Regions from separate parts of the Mus musculus genome. Here region 2 is linked to region 1. A link is a loop called in an ENCODE intact Hi-C map of the cell type or tissue named here. Cell type or tissue: heart. All regions are shown on one strand.

Evidence for each region. Hi-C counts contacts between places; a loop is a spot of excess contacts. Peaks named below come from ENCODE experiments on the same cell type or tissue, not always from the same donor. Only the 100,000 strongest peaks of a DNase experiment are listed, where the experiment ranks them.
Region 2: it touches region 1 in a loop (2.1-fold over the local background); 3 of 42 quality-filtered maps call a loop at or near these places.

Annotation. Positions count from the first base shown.
Region 1 is chr16:45,889,811-45,897,810 of GRCm38, reverse strand. It overlaps a transcript of Phldb2 not described here. Among named protein-coding and RNA genes, the nearest start is that of Phldb2, 49 kb to the right of the region's middle. In heart, no CTCF peak of the experiment used is centred here; a DNase peak (open chromatin) is centred at 4,770; H3K27ac peaks cover 762 bases.
Region 2 is chr16:45,959,381-45,967,380 of GRCm38, reverse strand. Plcxd2 (phosphatidylinositol-specific phospholipase C, X domain containing 2) reads left to right here. Exons shown (of 4, transcript NM_001134480.1): 4 at 2,207-8,000. The coding sequence ends at 2,363. Gm15638 (predicted gene 15638) reads right to left here. Exons shown (of 3, transcript NR_152226.1): 2 at 405-507. Among named protein-coding and RNA genes, the nearest start is that of Gm15638, 18 kb to the right of the region's middle. In heart, no CTCF peak of the experiment used is centred here; a DNase peak (open chromatin) is centred at 3,340; H3K27ac peaks cover 742 bases.

The DNA.
Region 1 (8,000 bases):
CTAAGTTTGAAGAATACATTAGAGTTGTATCTTTTATGTGACGCTAATCACAAGTTTTTATTAGTGTAATAAGGGCTTTGATGAAGAACATTCTGTACCAGACTCCTGTCGAACAGGTGCCTTGATTTGTTTCCCATTCCAGGTCTTAGACATATGACTCTATGGCTCCATTTTCCTATGACAGTCTTTTCAATGCCTATAGATCTGGGTGCTTCTACATTTTGTAAATGTGCAGAGCTACTCTCTGTAACACGTTTTATTGTCAGAGTTTCTCATTGTTGATCAGTGAACTTGCTTGAGAGTGCTATTTTACTACAATAATGATTTGTATTCCCTTGTTTCTGTTTTTGCTGAATATCTCTTTCCTATTTTTTCTTATGCATATATATATATATATCTTCTTTGTATAAAAGGAAATGTGTGGAGCAAGGAATTTGGGATTGGTGTGTGTGTGTGTGTGTGTGTGTGTGTGTGTGTGAGAGAGAGAGAGAGAGAGAGAGAGAGAGAGAGAGAGAGAGAGAGAGGAGAGAGAGAGAGAGATAAGACATACAGCTCTTGTGGTTAGATGTTAACTATTACCAAGATCTGAGCATTTGTTTTGAGTGGTAAAACAAAAAGACATCACAAGCTAATATATAAACAAGCAAACAAATGCAGGCCATGTGTATTGGGTGACTCAAACTCCAATTACAGCATTTCTGTGCACAGAAATCCAATTAAAACATTTGGAAGCTATTTATATGTATCATTGGATCTACTCTACAGAAAGATTAAAGAATTCATATTCTATCAAAATGAGTGCCTGTGTCACCATGACCTAAATTGTTATAAAAATGTGAGGCAATGGGACAGGATTCACTGAGCTGAGAAACCTCCATTCCTAGGCTTTGAATGTCAGAGCATTGGTTAACACTTATGCTCATCTTTGCCCATTGTCGTCTGATGTTGGCAAATGGGTTATGAAGCACATGAAAGTGGCGATAGAACCATCTGGAATGCCTTTGCCACCATTGCCTTTGATGGATCCCAGATGTTTAATGGACCACATGCTCTCCAGCTGTTCTCTATTCACTTCAGCCACAGCCCTGTTTTCAGGAACATCAAGTGTTCCTTTACTGCAGTCTACATATTTCCAGTTCTCTGCCACCATCACTATGAATGAGAACAAATCATGCCTAAAATATCTTTAAGGTGCCACAAACACCATCTATACAATCAAGGCACTTCAGCTTCCAGATAGGTAGATTTGGTTATTATGAAACGAAGGCTCTTTCTTCACTCTTGTCATGGGAAGTTCCATCTCAGTAATGCTAAAGAGCCACTTTTTCCTGAAAAGTCTGAGGAGAGGATGCATTTCCTAGGAAATCCATCTCAACAGATCATTATTGTCCAAATCCCGTGATCTATAACATCCACTTACACCTCCCTACATCCACAGCTGTTCACTTTTCAGTTTCTCCACAGTAAACTAGTGGGGGGTGGACACAAAACTAAATATATTAATAAAGAAAGAAACTTAAAATCCATTCCAAGCTCTACAGAACCACAAGCTTTCCAGCCACAGTCCCTGCTACTCTTCTCTAGTTGCTTTGCACAACCATTTGTTTGTTTTTATAGTATACCTATCTGCTATTTTTTCACTTTTAAGCTTTGAAGATGTTTTAAAGGCTTTTCTCCTATTTCTTTTTTTCTCTTATTGAAAATAAACTTTTATACACTATATTCTGATTGTGATTTCACTTTTGACAGCTCCTCCCAGTGCCTCCCCGCCTCCTCTCCCATCCCAAGCCACATCCTTTCTGTCTCTCATTAGAAAACAAACAGGCCTCTAAGGGATAATAATAAAATAAGATAAAACAAGACCAATCAAATCGAAATAAAACTAAACAACGTAATAGGAAAAACAAAGAAGATGAGAGGAGAAGGTAATCCATGAGCAAAACATATACACAGCTTGGCACACACGAAAATTCCATAAGAAACTACTAAACCAGAAGTCATAATATAGACACAAAGGACTTGTAAGGTTAGAAATGAGGGAGAACACGGAGAAGAAGAATGGGAGGAGGAAAAGACGGAGGGGAAGGAGGAAGAGGAAGGGGAAGGGGAGGAAGACAAGAAGAAGGAGGAGGAGGAAGAAAAGAAGAAGAGAAAGAAGAAGCAACAGCAGTAACAGCAGCAGCAGCAGACCTCACACAATTATGAGACAAAGAACCTGTTTTTACATCTAAGAATTCATCACACCCCATGACTTTACTTAATGCAGTTCGCTTAGCAAAGCTTTCTTTGACTCCAAACCAGGGTAACCCCTATCTAGTTCCTGTCTTTTTCTTTATTGACCTTAGCAGTGTCACAGTTTGTCATTGTCTATGTGCTCATTCAGTATTTGTATCTCAGACACTGTCCACATAGGACCAGTGTCTACCAGATAATAGAAATCCAAATGATTAATCAATAAAGAACAATGTGGAATTCTGCAAGGCATAAGTCTTTTTAGGCACACACACTGTCGTCGCAGGAAAATCTTGAGCAGCCCCACCTTTTCCTAATTCTCATCTCAGACAGTGGGTAACTAGAGACCCAGCCATCATGAGAGCATTTCTGTTTCATATTATCATCGGCTGCTATACTTGAAAGCAATTCAATCCATGTGTAAGATTCCATAAGGCAAGCTGTCCTGAGACAAAAGCAAAACGCCTTAGTTCTAAATCTGCTACCCTCTGTGTCTTTTTAAAATCTGCCCTATTTGTGGCACTGACGATACTTGGGATACCTCAGTGATGAGACAAATATGTTCACCAGCAGCCTCTGCCACCAGCCTCCACCAGCTTCTTCTCATTTCTCTATTAGCTTAGAAGGCATGGGCATGCAAGATCTCCCAAAACTTACAGGTATTCAGAGAGTCAAGGCTGGTTCTCAGTGTGATCATGAAGAGTTGGATGGATCACAAAGCAAGCAAAAGACTCAACAATAAATTATAACAAAAGAGTATTTGGCCATAAAAAAAAAACTAAATTGTGACATGTACTGAAATGCAGAGGAACCTGGGAAATGTTGCGCTAAGTCAAAGAAACCAGGCACAAAAGATCATGTAGTACATGATTCCATTTACATAAAGCATCCAGAAGAGACAAGTCTGTATATAGAAGGAAAGCAGATTTGGGGTTTTGTATAGTTAGAAAGATGGAAGAACAGGGAGGGACTGCTGACAAATGATGGGTTTGTTTGGGTGTTTTCAGAGTAATGATTAGACAAGTTATCGTTATGTGACTTTGTAAAGATAAAAACCACTGGACTGTTTATTATGTAAAGTGTGGATATTGAGAGTAAGTGAATTGTAGCTCAATATAAGACAATAAACTGACATTGGGACATATGATTGACATGTATAAAAATGTCAAATTTCTGAATACATATGATGCTGATGTTTGGCTCTTAACTATGGTTTTTTCCCAGTTTATAGTGATCTTCCAGAATGCTGCAGAGTTCTTCTGTCTGTAAAATTCCACAGAGCCCTGAACATGTATCTGAGAAGCCTTTTGGACCAAGGCAGGAGCTACGGGCAGTTCTGGTGGCTCTAACCTACCACAGGAGCTATTTAAGCCAAGGAGCAACCGGAATGAAAACCTTCCAGAAAACTCCACACTTTCTGTTACCCTAGATACCATCCAGTAACCTTTGTATGCCAACTCTTGCCTGAAAACCCACAATAACAAGCAACCTCTAGTTGTGTTTCTGCAGTTCTTCAAGAGACCTTGCGGTATTTGCTGCTTTCTGCAGCTGAGTTGGTCTCTAAGCCAGCACAGAGTAATATGACTTGTGACCTCTTGTGAAATGCTTGGTATTTGTCCTTCAGGGAAAACATTAACTCCTACTAATTGGACTAATAGCTAAATAGAGTGATCCCAGCCTGCCCTTACTTGTGGATCACAGGAACAGTTCTGAGACTCCTTTGCCTTTCCACATGCACTCAGGGGGAGTACATACATGCTTGTCTCTGTTTTTAAAGGAAAGGAAATGACCAGAGCACTTAAATTCCCACCTTGTAACTGCTAGCTAAGTTGTTTTTTCTTCTCTCTTGCTCCTTCAAAGGAATCAATCTTTCCTGGACTTATTTTCTTGCCCAGGGTATTGATGATGGGAATATGGGAACACAAGCATTTTTCTTTTTTTCTTTTTGTTCTTTCAGAAAAAATTAAACTTCAGGTTCTTCTTTCCTGGATTTATCAACACAACTAAATTGTAGTTAACATTAGAGAAAGAAAGAAGGGTTTAAAAAGGTAATGTTGTATAAGAGAGTCCCGTGAAAGCTAGCTAGAGCCCAGTTGTAAATTTGTTTTTTAGAGGCATATTTTTGAACCATCTCTAGGCACAGCAGAATTATGGCTTCTGTCCTTGGTCTGTAGAGTCATGCTCTGATTTTAAAATAAGGAGCCACATGCTACCTGGGAGTGGAGAACACTGACACAAAAGGCCCATCTTTCTTCTGAGAAGCTAAGAGGGCAGTGTCTAGCCAACGTCTCTGTGGTTCTTTAACTCTGGTTTGGATCAGAGTGCCTCTCCCTCTGTGATTGTTAGGGAATGGAATGTAAGGTTATGACTATGAAATTCTCTGCAATTCCAAGACCAGTTCTGCTGTAGCCAGGCTTCTAGTGTTCCTGTCAGCTCCAGTCTGATCCAGTCTCCCTCCAGGGCACACCATCTGCTGGCCAAACCTCTGGGATGGCTCAGAAATAGTCCCACCAGCAGCAGCAGCCTGGACACTGGCCTTTGAAGCAGTTTTCAATGAGCTAAAGATAACTGAATGGGGCTCCATCCTGCCAATCAGCAATCAGTGGCTGTGGTATGGGGGAGGGAGGAGGCAAGAAGGGAAAGGAATTCAGTTTAAGTCTCCAGCAATACATATTGCATACTGAGAATACCCCCACACAGCACACACACACACACACACACACACACACACACACACACACACACACACCATACCCAGCACACTTCCCTTCTCTCATCTCCTGACTCTCTTGCTTCTGAGAGTTCCCTTAGTTTCCCTAGACAATTTCACCTTTATTTTTCCCATATGTGTTTAAGACTTTATGTAGACATATGAAACATAGGAATCACAAATGAGAGAAAACGTAGCATGCCTCCTCCTAAGACTCACAGCTTAGCCTCTCTGACAGTATACACTGACATCAAGTATACTGAGAACTTATGTTAGTCTAAAGCAGTGGTTCTCAACCTTCCTAATGCTTCGGCCCTTTAATACAGTACTTTACATTGTGGTGCACCCCCAACCATAAAATTATTTTTGTTTCTACTTCATAACTGTAATTTTGCTACTGTTGTGAATCACAATATAAATATGTGATATACAGGATATTGGATTTGTGACTCTTGTGAAAGGGTCATTGAAACTCCCAAAAGGTCACGACTCACAGGTTGAGAACCATTGGCCTAGAGTAACACAAAATGCCCTAAGTCAGTACCTGCTTTATAATAAAGTGTCTGTCCCATGTGGTTTATTAAGTGATGTACTGACATCAAAATTCAGGATGGTTGTATGAATTCATTTCCATGCCATTGTAACTCTGAAACACTATGTTGAATCATCAAAATCAGAGACTGTCTACATGGTGAAATATTCTCCTATCCTGAGCAGATAGCTGTATGATTTTGGTAAATGTGTATATCTATGTACCTAAGCCCAAAACCCAGTTTAAAAAGTTTCAAAAAAATCTATTTCCTCATGCCTCTGTGTTAATTCTTCTACTTCCATACCTAACAACTGTCGACCTATCCTCTAGAGTTTCACCCTTTTAGAGAGGTCATACAAAATATGATCACCAGCTTCTTTAAAAAAAAAAAGATTTATTTATTTATTTTATGTCTGTGAGTACACTGTAGCTATCTTCAGACACAAGAAGAGGGAATTGAATCCCATTACAGAGGGTGGTGAGCCACCATGTGGTTGCTGGGAATTGAACTCAGGATCTCTGGAAGAACAGTCAGTGCTTTTAACCCCTGAGCCATCTCTCTAGACCCCACCAGCTTCTTTTTTTGTTCTTTGATCTCTTTGAGTTCATAAGATGAAGAAAATTGAAGTGAGAATTAAGAAGAACGTGTGGGAGACCTCATATTATTGCTAAGTCAGGGGAAAGCATGCATTGTAGATCCTCAGTAAGGCACTGGGCCACAATACCACCACACTCTGAGGACACAGAGAACCAGTGCAGAAATACCAGGCTTGGGCATCAGAGATGCTGTGATCTTGGCTCTGTAGTCTACACAACCAACTAAACATCTATGAAGCTCAACTATCCTCATATACTCTGCCCAGTGCATAGTTCTGATGTGAGGAATTCATTAATATACAAAGGTCATGACATAGGGCTAGACTGGCTTTCAAAATGGTTCTTCCCCATCATTAGAGAATGGTAGTTACTGCTGGATAGAAAGTCATTTAAATCACATTTTGTTAAGACAAATAGCATAAGGAAAAAATATAGTACATCTTAATAACTAAGTGATTGACTCTAAACATTGACTCATTAAATTTTAAAGAAGAATGTGTCTCAGAGACACACTATGATGGGGGTGATTTGTTTAGTATAGTTAGATGAACACTGCTCTATTTCCTTGCTAAAGGGAAGGCACTTTTTTCTTTTCTTTCCTTTCTCTTTTTCTAGTTTATGATTCTGTTTGCTTTGCCTAATTTTACTTCTCACTCAGCAGTTCTCAGTTATGACTGGACATTCACACCAGCTAGAAAGTGTTTAAAAATTACTTATGCCTGGGCCTGAGCCCAGAAATTGACTTCACTAGTCAGAGAAGGTTTCTGGCTAAGGGGGATGGCAAAGTTGCCCTTGGTGATAGCAATGCATAACCTGTGAGAAGAGCACACGAGTGAATTAAAACACCATCTGTTTGGGAGGCTCTAGGCAATGATCTCTCAGTTGTAGGCTAAATTGTCTTCACCAGTACACGACTTAGACAACTTAGAAAGACATACACTGACGAACCCACCTATGTCATGACTTGGTCCTTCTTCTAGTAGTTAGATAATTACATGCTCATGCAGGAAGGCTCCTTGTGAGTGACAGGAACTGTCTCCATTTGGAAAGAGCCTCTCCTCCACCTCCAGTCCTTCTGATGCCTCACCAGCTCCTAGTCAGAGTTAGGTGTCTAAATACATGGCCTAGAGCAGTGGGTGTGTGTCTCATGAGTATGAGTTGCAAGATGGTGCAGGCTGTTCCTCTAACTAAAAGTTCTGCCTACTTGTGAAGCCTAGACAAGCCTCGAGTCTCTTGCCCTCTCTGGTCTTCAAACAGTTTGTAGAATGAAAAAAGTTTATCTTAGGAATGCTAAGGAATTTTCCAGGAATTTTCCAGTTACCATAATGTTGCAATTTTTATGACTAACAGAATAATAATCAAATTACTTTATGTCTTGTTAACTTAATTGTTAGTGCTTAAACAAAGAAAAAAAGCATCTCATAAAATGAGAGTTTGGTTTTTTATTAAAATCGACACATACATGTAAATAATATATTTGTTTGAGGCGTATATTTAAGCTATATTTCCCAATAAATGTAAGGCCTCACTCTGTACTTTGTAGATGGTACTAATAGATATTTAATCAAGGATTTGCTGCATTCGTAAACCATAATTCCTAGCTGATGTGAATGTCCAGCCATACGTTACTGGCACCATGCTAGTTAATTGATTTACTGATTGACTAGCTGTCTTATAAAATGGAGCATGCCATTAGCTGTTACCCTATGAAACTCGGGAGACTTGAGTGATGTTCGTATCCCTGGGAAAAAAATCACTTAACTACAAGTGCCAGAAGAAACTTCTACTCTGGAATTAAAGGAGAGTTTGTTTAAAGAAAGGAAAACAACTTTAAATAGTACAATAAATATTTTCCTCTGCTTGGGGGTGACCTGTGCTCAACCTCTGCCTTGTGAAAATACTGTCTTCAAGCCTGTGGTTTTGCAGCAC
Region 2 (8,000 bases), 70 kb before region 1:
ATACTATCTTTCTGATTGATCCTGTTTCACAGGGAAGAGTAGCTGACAGACAAGGAATTGTAGTCAGTTAAGATCATCAAGCGTCCCAACTAAAAGTAGAAGGACTTTTGTACCACAACCAGCTAATACAATTTTTTTCTAAAAAAGTGATTTGATCAATAAGACTATTTCAACTCATGGCAGTGAAGTCTCTGCTGACTGAGAGAAGAGCTGAGGTCTTAACATCACTTTTTCTAGAAGACTACGAAATGAGGGTACATCAAGCTTCAGTGGAGGATAGAAATGGGGTGCGGGGAGAGCCAGAGAGTAACAGAAGAGAGGGACGGACCATGGATGTTAGCTAGAGCAAATCCAACCCAAGGGATTCCTAGACGTGCAATAATCAACTGTAGGCCAGTTTCTACCTTCCTTTGCTGGGTATTTCGTGAGCTGTGTTTACTGTTACAAGATAGCCAGTAGCCTTGATGGTTCTTCTCTTCCTCTGTGGCTCCTCACACGTAGGTCACACTGGAATGAAAGTGTTATTTACATCATGAGCTCTGAGCCTCTGACACACCGGAAGTCTTCTGTTTATCAAATAACCCCAGCAACTGTATTCAAGAGACAGCTGATTAAATATTAATCTACTAAAGAGCCATGAGCAGTACGAGGATAACTATCTCTGTGGAAAGTGAACCCTGGCCTTTTGTAAAAAAAATTAACTGGTAGTTTTTAAAAAGTAAGATAAAGGTGAATCCGCTGAAGCTTTCAGAAGGAACTGTGGAAGGAAGGAAATCTTTGTGAATTGGAAGTGAATGTGTTTCTTAAGCAAATCACAGAAATTTAAAAAAAAAAAATGATGGGGGATTGGAGGGATGGCGGGAGTTACGAGCACTCACTGGAGAGGTGGCTAAGCCGAAGACACAAGTTCAGCTCTCAGCCTATAACTTCAGCTCCAGGGGATCCAACTCCCTCTTCTAGATTCTGTGAACACCTCTGCACACACATGCACATACCACCATGAGGTCACACACACACACACACACATGCATACATACACATGTACATGCCCCCATAAGGACATAGCCACATAAATAAATCTTTTTAAAGAAAAAAGATAACAAATTGCACTCCATCAAAATTAAGAAATCCAGGCTTATCAAAATATTTTGTTGAGAAAAATACAAGGTAAAAGAAATGTCTGCCAAATATATCTGACAAAAGGCTAGTATCCCAGATGTAAAAATGTTTCTAAAACTTAACATTTAAAAGAAGAAAGAAGGAATAATATCAAGCCATATTGTGTGAAACTCTCAGAGAACAAATACAAAACTGGAAAATAATAAAAAATGATTAAAAAGTAGGTGGAAGAATTGTTAAAGTGATGAATACATGGATACTTGCAAGAAAAGGGCACACAAATCCAGTCTGTATTCCCAGCAATCCTTCTGCTTCAATCTTCCATAGGCTAGGATCACAGACATGCATGAGTGGCCACACTTATTTTAGAATGACTAGATTTCACAACAGTAATGGGACCAATTTTTAGGGAGAACTTTAACGGTCCGGAGCTTTCCTGTTCTGTTGTTGCAACTGTAAAGTGGGGTGGCCCCCTCGAGGAAAGCTCTGGCAGTTTCTTATAAAACTAAATATAAATAAACCCTTGATTTTTATCCAAGTAAAATAAAAGATGATGCCCATAAAAAAGACTCATAAAAGAATGCCCATAATAGTTTATTCATAATGACTGCGAATTAAAAACAGTCTGTGTGCCTATCAATAGGAAAATGGATAGGTTGTGTTGTATTCATACAGAACGACGGTGATGTGCTGATAGATACGTGGCAAGCAAAATAGTAAAATAGCAAGAGATAGGGGCGGGTCCATTTACTGTAAAACCTCATTCAATTTGCCATCTGTTTGAATTTTTTTATGAGGAACCCTAAGAACCTAACAATAGAGGACTGATGGACTCTGTGTTACGAGGTCCTTCCTGTTAATGTGGCTGTCCATTTGATGCTAGAAGCAGATAGTCATTTGCATAACAGAAACCTTGGAGAGGTTAGTTCTGGTGGAAGCCTGATCAGTATGCATGGAGATATAAGGCTTATGTGTTTCTGACACACATTGTGTCGTGACAGAAGCGGCTCATGCCCTTTGCTGCTCTTGTCACTTTAACCCTAACTATCTGTTTATCCTCTTTTCACCTAACCCTTTCTCCATGTAGGAATCTCCCTGCCATCCTTGATTGGGTGAAGACTCAAAAGCCTGGCGCCATGGGTGTCAACATCATCACATCTGACTTCGTGGACCTGATAGACTTTGCCACGACTGTGATTGAGTTGAACGACCTCCTAGAGGATCGAGCTCTGACTAAGTGTTGAATTCATGCTTTGTTTAATTTGAGGTTGAGGTTGTTGATATAAGGTAGGATTCTAGAGGGTTCTAGGAAAGATGACTCACTTGTAGGCAGTCACGGGGAAGTGAGGAAGGAAAAGAAGGCCCTCTCTTTCCTCACATAGCTACTTGGACTTAAAAAAAAATCTAAGGGGTTTCCATGCATTTTCCCCCAAAGACACTTTTACAAACTTAAGTCTAAGAGAAGAATGCATGTTTCCTATGGTTAACATCAGGATCTCCCCAGTGGCTTGTGGTGGCAAATGGAAGATGGAAGCATCCTTTTCAGGTTCTGTGGGCTATGCAACATCCTAACTGGCCCAGCTTCCTCTTGTCTTCTGTGGTCATTTGAGCCTGTGTGAAGACTAAGTCAGAAAGGCATTCCTGGTCAGAAGAATGGCACATGTGAGCGTGGACCATCCTGAGAGCTCTCTGCCATCAACCCAGAGCTCTAAGGGGCTCCTATGGAGCCAAGAACCAGGTCTCTCATGAACTGTACAGTATCACCACTTTCTACGAGAGCAAGATATGTTTATTATCACAGTGCTCAGCCACAGGCTGGCTCTGCATATCTTGGGCTAGAAGTGGGCACCTTTATTCTTCATATAAGCAGTGCACCCTACCCTTGGCATCAGAAAAAGTATTTTCTTATTTTAATGTATTTTGGGCCCTATCTTTAAAATGATAGGGACAGTAGTTGGAAAGTCTTTTCTGTGAGGGCCCAATACAGACTAAACATGCATGTTGGTTGCATGCCAGAGTTCTTTGATTTCGTTCTGTATCCTTCTCCCCAAACGACTATCAGGCAAGTACCTGGATCATTTTGGCCAAGTCCTCTGGAGTGAGGTCTTCAAGCCTGAGAGCAGAATCCTGTCTTATTGATTATCTGTCTGGGACCTGGTCTGCTGCACGACACAATGCTTGTCTATGACACCATGGAGGAGGCTGACACAGGATGCGTGGGAACGTGCAATGGAATTGAAGGACGATGGTCCAAGTGGGTTTGGAGCCAGTCTGTAACTCCTTGCAAACAAGACTACCTCGGGGACATTTAGCATGACTCGTATGTCATCCAGTGAGGGAAAAAAAAAGCAATGCTGGACATTTCTGCTTGTTTTTCCATTTAGTCTACTTCCTGTGAGTTGTTCAGCCAACTGCCTTTGCATGAGGGCTTGGAGACACAAGGGGAACTTTTTTTTTTAATTGATAAGAGGTGCTTTTTATTGATAAGAGCCCTCTTTTGTTTCATTTGCTTTGTTTGAGTATTTATTAATTTATTTATTCATAGAGTAAGGATCTGCAGTGTTCCCTGCCTGAAGAACACTCACAGATGTTTGCTGGACTTTTCCTACCCAGGATGCTGCTGTGGTCATCCACTCATGCACTGCATGGCGCATCTCAGGGGCTGTGAGTGACCTCGTAACTTTGCTGTAGGTGCCCTACCGCAACCCCAGTCCTGCTGGGGACAATGTATAGGTGTGGATGTGATCCAGATATAGGAAGCTACTGCCAAAGGCATGCACAGGGACAGAAGTGAAAGGGTCATGAGAAACTATACTACACAGGCGTATAGAGCATTGGGAAGAGTAGAACTAGGAATAATGGCTGAGCATACACGTGAGTGTGCTTTGCTAACCTTCAGCCCTATTTGAGAATCCCTAAGGAGTGTCAGATTCCACATTCCTAAGGAGGAATATAAACAGGCAGGGCTGGGTGGGCATGCATATTTACAGAGATTGCTGGACCTTCTAGTACTTCTCACGTCTCTCCCTTTGATTGCCTTGTCAGTTGTGCATGCTGCCTGCCGGTGGGGATATCTTGGGTGAGCTATTGAAAACATGCATGCCCCGAATGGCTGACCATCTGACCTTTCTTTCCCTAATGTAATTTAGGCCTTGACTTTTTACTTCCATAGTTCACGGAGGCCACAGCACAAAGGCCTCTGAGAAAACCTGATTTGGCTTCTCCTGTTCTTGAGTTTGAATCCTGCCCAGAGGTGGCTTCTGGAATGTTCTTGTCAAACTTGGCAGAGCCTTTCTGCACAGGGCTTCCTCATTGTGTAGGAGTGCATACCCTCACCATCTTCATTTCCCTTCCGTTGTGATGCTCTACAGAGAGGCTCCCAAAACCTTAGCCTACCCTCAGGTTTTTATTTTTGTTTTTTTATTGTTGCATTCTTTTTTGGTTTTGGTTTTAACTATCAGTTAGTTACAAGGGACTAGATCACTCCCTTCTGTTAACCCTTTGTTACTTGGCAAAGAGATAAGGAGGCAACAGGAGAGGCATTCTGCTCTGTTTTATTTGCGCCTCAGCTTTGTCCGGGTGCTTGGTGCTATGGAGCCTGGTGTGTCAGCACCAAATGGATACCAGTTTCACTTTAAGGCTGCAGACTGTTCTGTGAACTGTTTACTTCGTTTTCTCCCTTTGCTCTTAAATACACAGTTGTATTTCACTTCTGACATTTAAGTACACCTCAGTGTTTGCATCCTGCACCATCAAGTCTAACACAGAAGCACAGAGCACTTCCAAGGCCACGTGTATGGGCCCCTTCTCCCACAGTGAGTACATGAATGTATATCACCGGCTCATCCATGCTGCGTTAGGGTCCCAGCCTCGCTGTTATTCTGAACATCTGAGAGGTAGGGAGAGGATTATTCACAGTTCCTCCCAGGGATTACTCAACTCTGCCCCAAGAACAGGCTTCCAATGTTGGAAAAGCTGCATGCATTGAAGCTGTGCCTTGAAGACCAGGCAGAAACTTAAGTGAATTGGACAGAGAAAAAGTAGAACATGGGCCCCAGAGCTCATTCTGCCATAGTTTTCAAGTGAGAGCTCTGACCCAAATATATCACATGTTCTCTAATATCGGGGGAGTCATTCAGATTTTAAAAAAAGGTTCTCATAGTTATTCAGAATCAACTTCAAGAGCAGCTAAAATGCTGCTTGATTAACTTAGTTGGGGTTCATTCCTGTTTGGAAATTTAACTGGGTTCTTCCTGAACTCTACACCATTCCAACACAGCCATATTTTCTTAATGGCCCAGACCTAGATGCCCCTAGGTCTCTGTGGCTTAGAATGGTGTCTCAGGGCTTGAATACTGAGTTTATCAGAAGTTCCAAGTATGTTATGGATGGAGACAATTTTCTTCGGATTGAATGGAGAAGTCAGGATGGATGTGATGGAAGAGATTGGTGAGTGTTTAAGGATTTGGTCTGAGATCATGGCAGATCTTAGAAGTCATGCAAAAAAAATACTTATATTTGCTGCATAAGATTTGATAGTGATTGTTTTCTCTAGTGCTGGGTCCAGACCCTGAATTTTTTAGAACTGTTAATCTAGAGTTTAGAGTTCAAATCCAATATTTTATATGCATGCAAAGAAAAGCACATGACCTGAGGAGAGATAATGACAGACCTTAAGAATCCTGGATATTTTTTTATAGTCTCATGTTCATGTCTGGAAATTCATGCTTCTATTTAGGAAGGCAATGAAATGAAGCATTCTGAGATGAAATGAAGCTTTCTGATGTGTCTGGATATTTGCATTTTTTCCAGTTGTTAGGGTTAGGGTCAAGGGTCAGGGGTTAGGGTTGTGGTCAGTGGTCAGAGGTTAGGAGGCATCTCCAAAGAGACATAATACACATAAGCACAAAGTGTAAGGTGGAGACCCAGAAGAAATCCAGGCTGAAAGGAAACTGCTGTTTCCTCTGAGAAGCAAAAGGACTGCATGCTGACATCATTTTTATGATGTCCTTGATTGTTTGTTATGTTCTGGGAAACAGAACTGACTAATGAATGAGCCACGGTCACGAGATCTCCCTTAACTGAGCAACTGGTCCTGGGCTAAGCTGTCATTGGTTCTTCCATCTTTAATAATGACACAAATCTCAGGTGGCTGATTCATAAATTACGAGGTCCTAGAGCTCAGCCTGAATGCCTTGTGCTCTAGGGATGCACCCTTAGCATGATTCTCCCTTTTGTGCACATGTGCAGAGAATATGGTTAGAGTCATGCAAGAATGTGGTGCAGGCCGATGGAGTTCAACGATGTGTTGTACGTTTCAGGGTGGACATAATGTGTGGGGCTCAATGAAATCTGCCAAAATGTACATGGGCCCCTGGGAGGCAGGTTTTCTCTAGAGGAAACAGTAGACATTGAGAGTATCAAACATCCAAGCTGACAGGAATCTCATTTGGTGCAGCATAGAAGAGCATAGATGTCCTTGTCAATTTCATTACCTGTCTAGCGAATCTTAACCCTCTACCACAGCTGCTTCCTTGTAGGTGATTCCACAGTTTCATTTCTCAGTAGTGTCACCTTAGGACACAGGGAGAGTGGACTGATTGAATAGCAAGTGGTGTCAGTATAAACTTCTCCTCAATTCCAGAAGGTTCTAATCAGCTTGTGACTGCCCCAAGAGACCTCCTACGTCCACAGCCTTTGGATTCCCCAGCTTCCTGCTGCACACACTGACACTAACGGCCATGTCTCTTGAGCTAGCCTAACTCCGAAGCAACCCTACAATGATGCTATTGATTCTTCCTTTAAAAAAAAAAAAAGGAAAAAAAAAACTATGTCTTAGACAGTGTAAAAATATTCTAAATTTTATCAAACTCATTTTAAAACAAAATGGTTCGAATAAGACAATTCTCTCTTCTCTTTGGGCGAAATTCGGAAGCACATTTGTTGAGGCAACTGCATCAGTCGACTCGAGGCAGTTTCCCATCGTCCTTCCTCATTCCCTTCATAGAAAGCTACTTTTCCCCCTCTTGTCACTAGCATCTCCATCATCTGCCAATGACCGCGTCACAAGATGCTGACAGAGACTCTGCTCTGTCCATGTTGGTGGTTGCTCTTTAGCCTTCTCCAATGCACTATTCTGCCTCCTGATCCCACCCAGTCATTAGAACTATGCTTAATTAGAGCCCTGAAATTGGGACCAATGTTCAATTCATATAGCACAGGCTTGCTCACAGTGTTAAGCCCACTAAGAAGCATAACACTTTGAAAAGTCATATAGGCCTTTGGCAACTCTGTATAGTTGCAATGTCACACCTGTTATCGGTTTATAGCACTAATAATATGTCAAAGATAGATCTATAGTATCAAGATGATAACTCTTAGATCATGTTCTAGAAATAATAATACCTTGCTGCTATTATTACCCCAGTATGAATAAGTATTAAATGCAGATTGTATATGCATTATTTGTATTATGTACATACCAACTGTAATACTTAGCCTCCCTGATCAGTAATTTAAAATTACAGAAATTGTCATAGTAAAAATCAGTCTTGGTCAGTTCAGATAATTTGTGCATCTGATAAATGCTGTAATGGAGATTATATTTTGTCTTCTATTCATTGATTTACACTACGATGCATGTGGTTTGCTAAACTTAAGAAATAATAATCAATTTTTACCAATTTTAAGGTTAGAGATAAAATTGTGCATATATGCTACTTGACACTCTGAGATGTATCTTGTGGCCTGATTGTCAATGTCATATACACTTCACCTGCCTTCTTTCCCTCTAGGAAGTAGTTGTTGAATTGCATCTCTTCTTTCTTGAAACCTGGATTAAATCACTTGATTCATCCTAAACTATTGTGAAGCCACAGTAC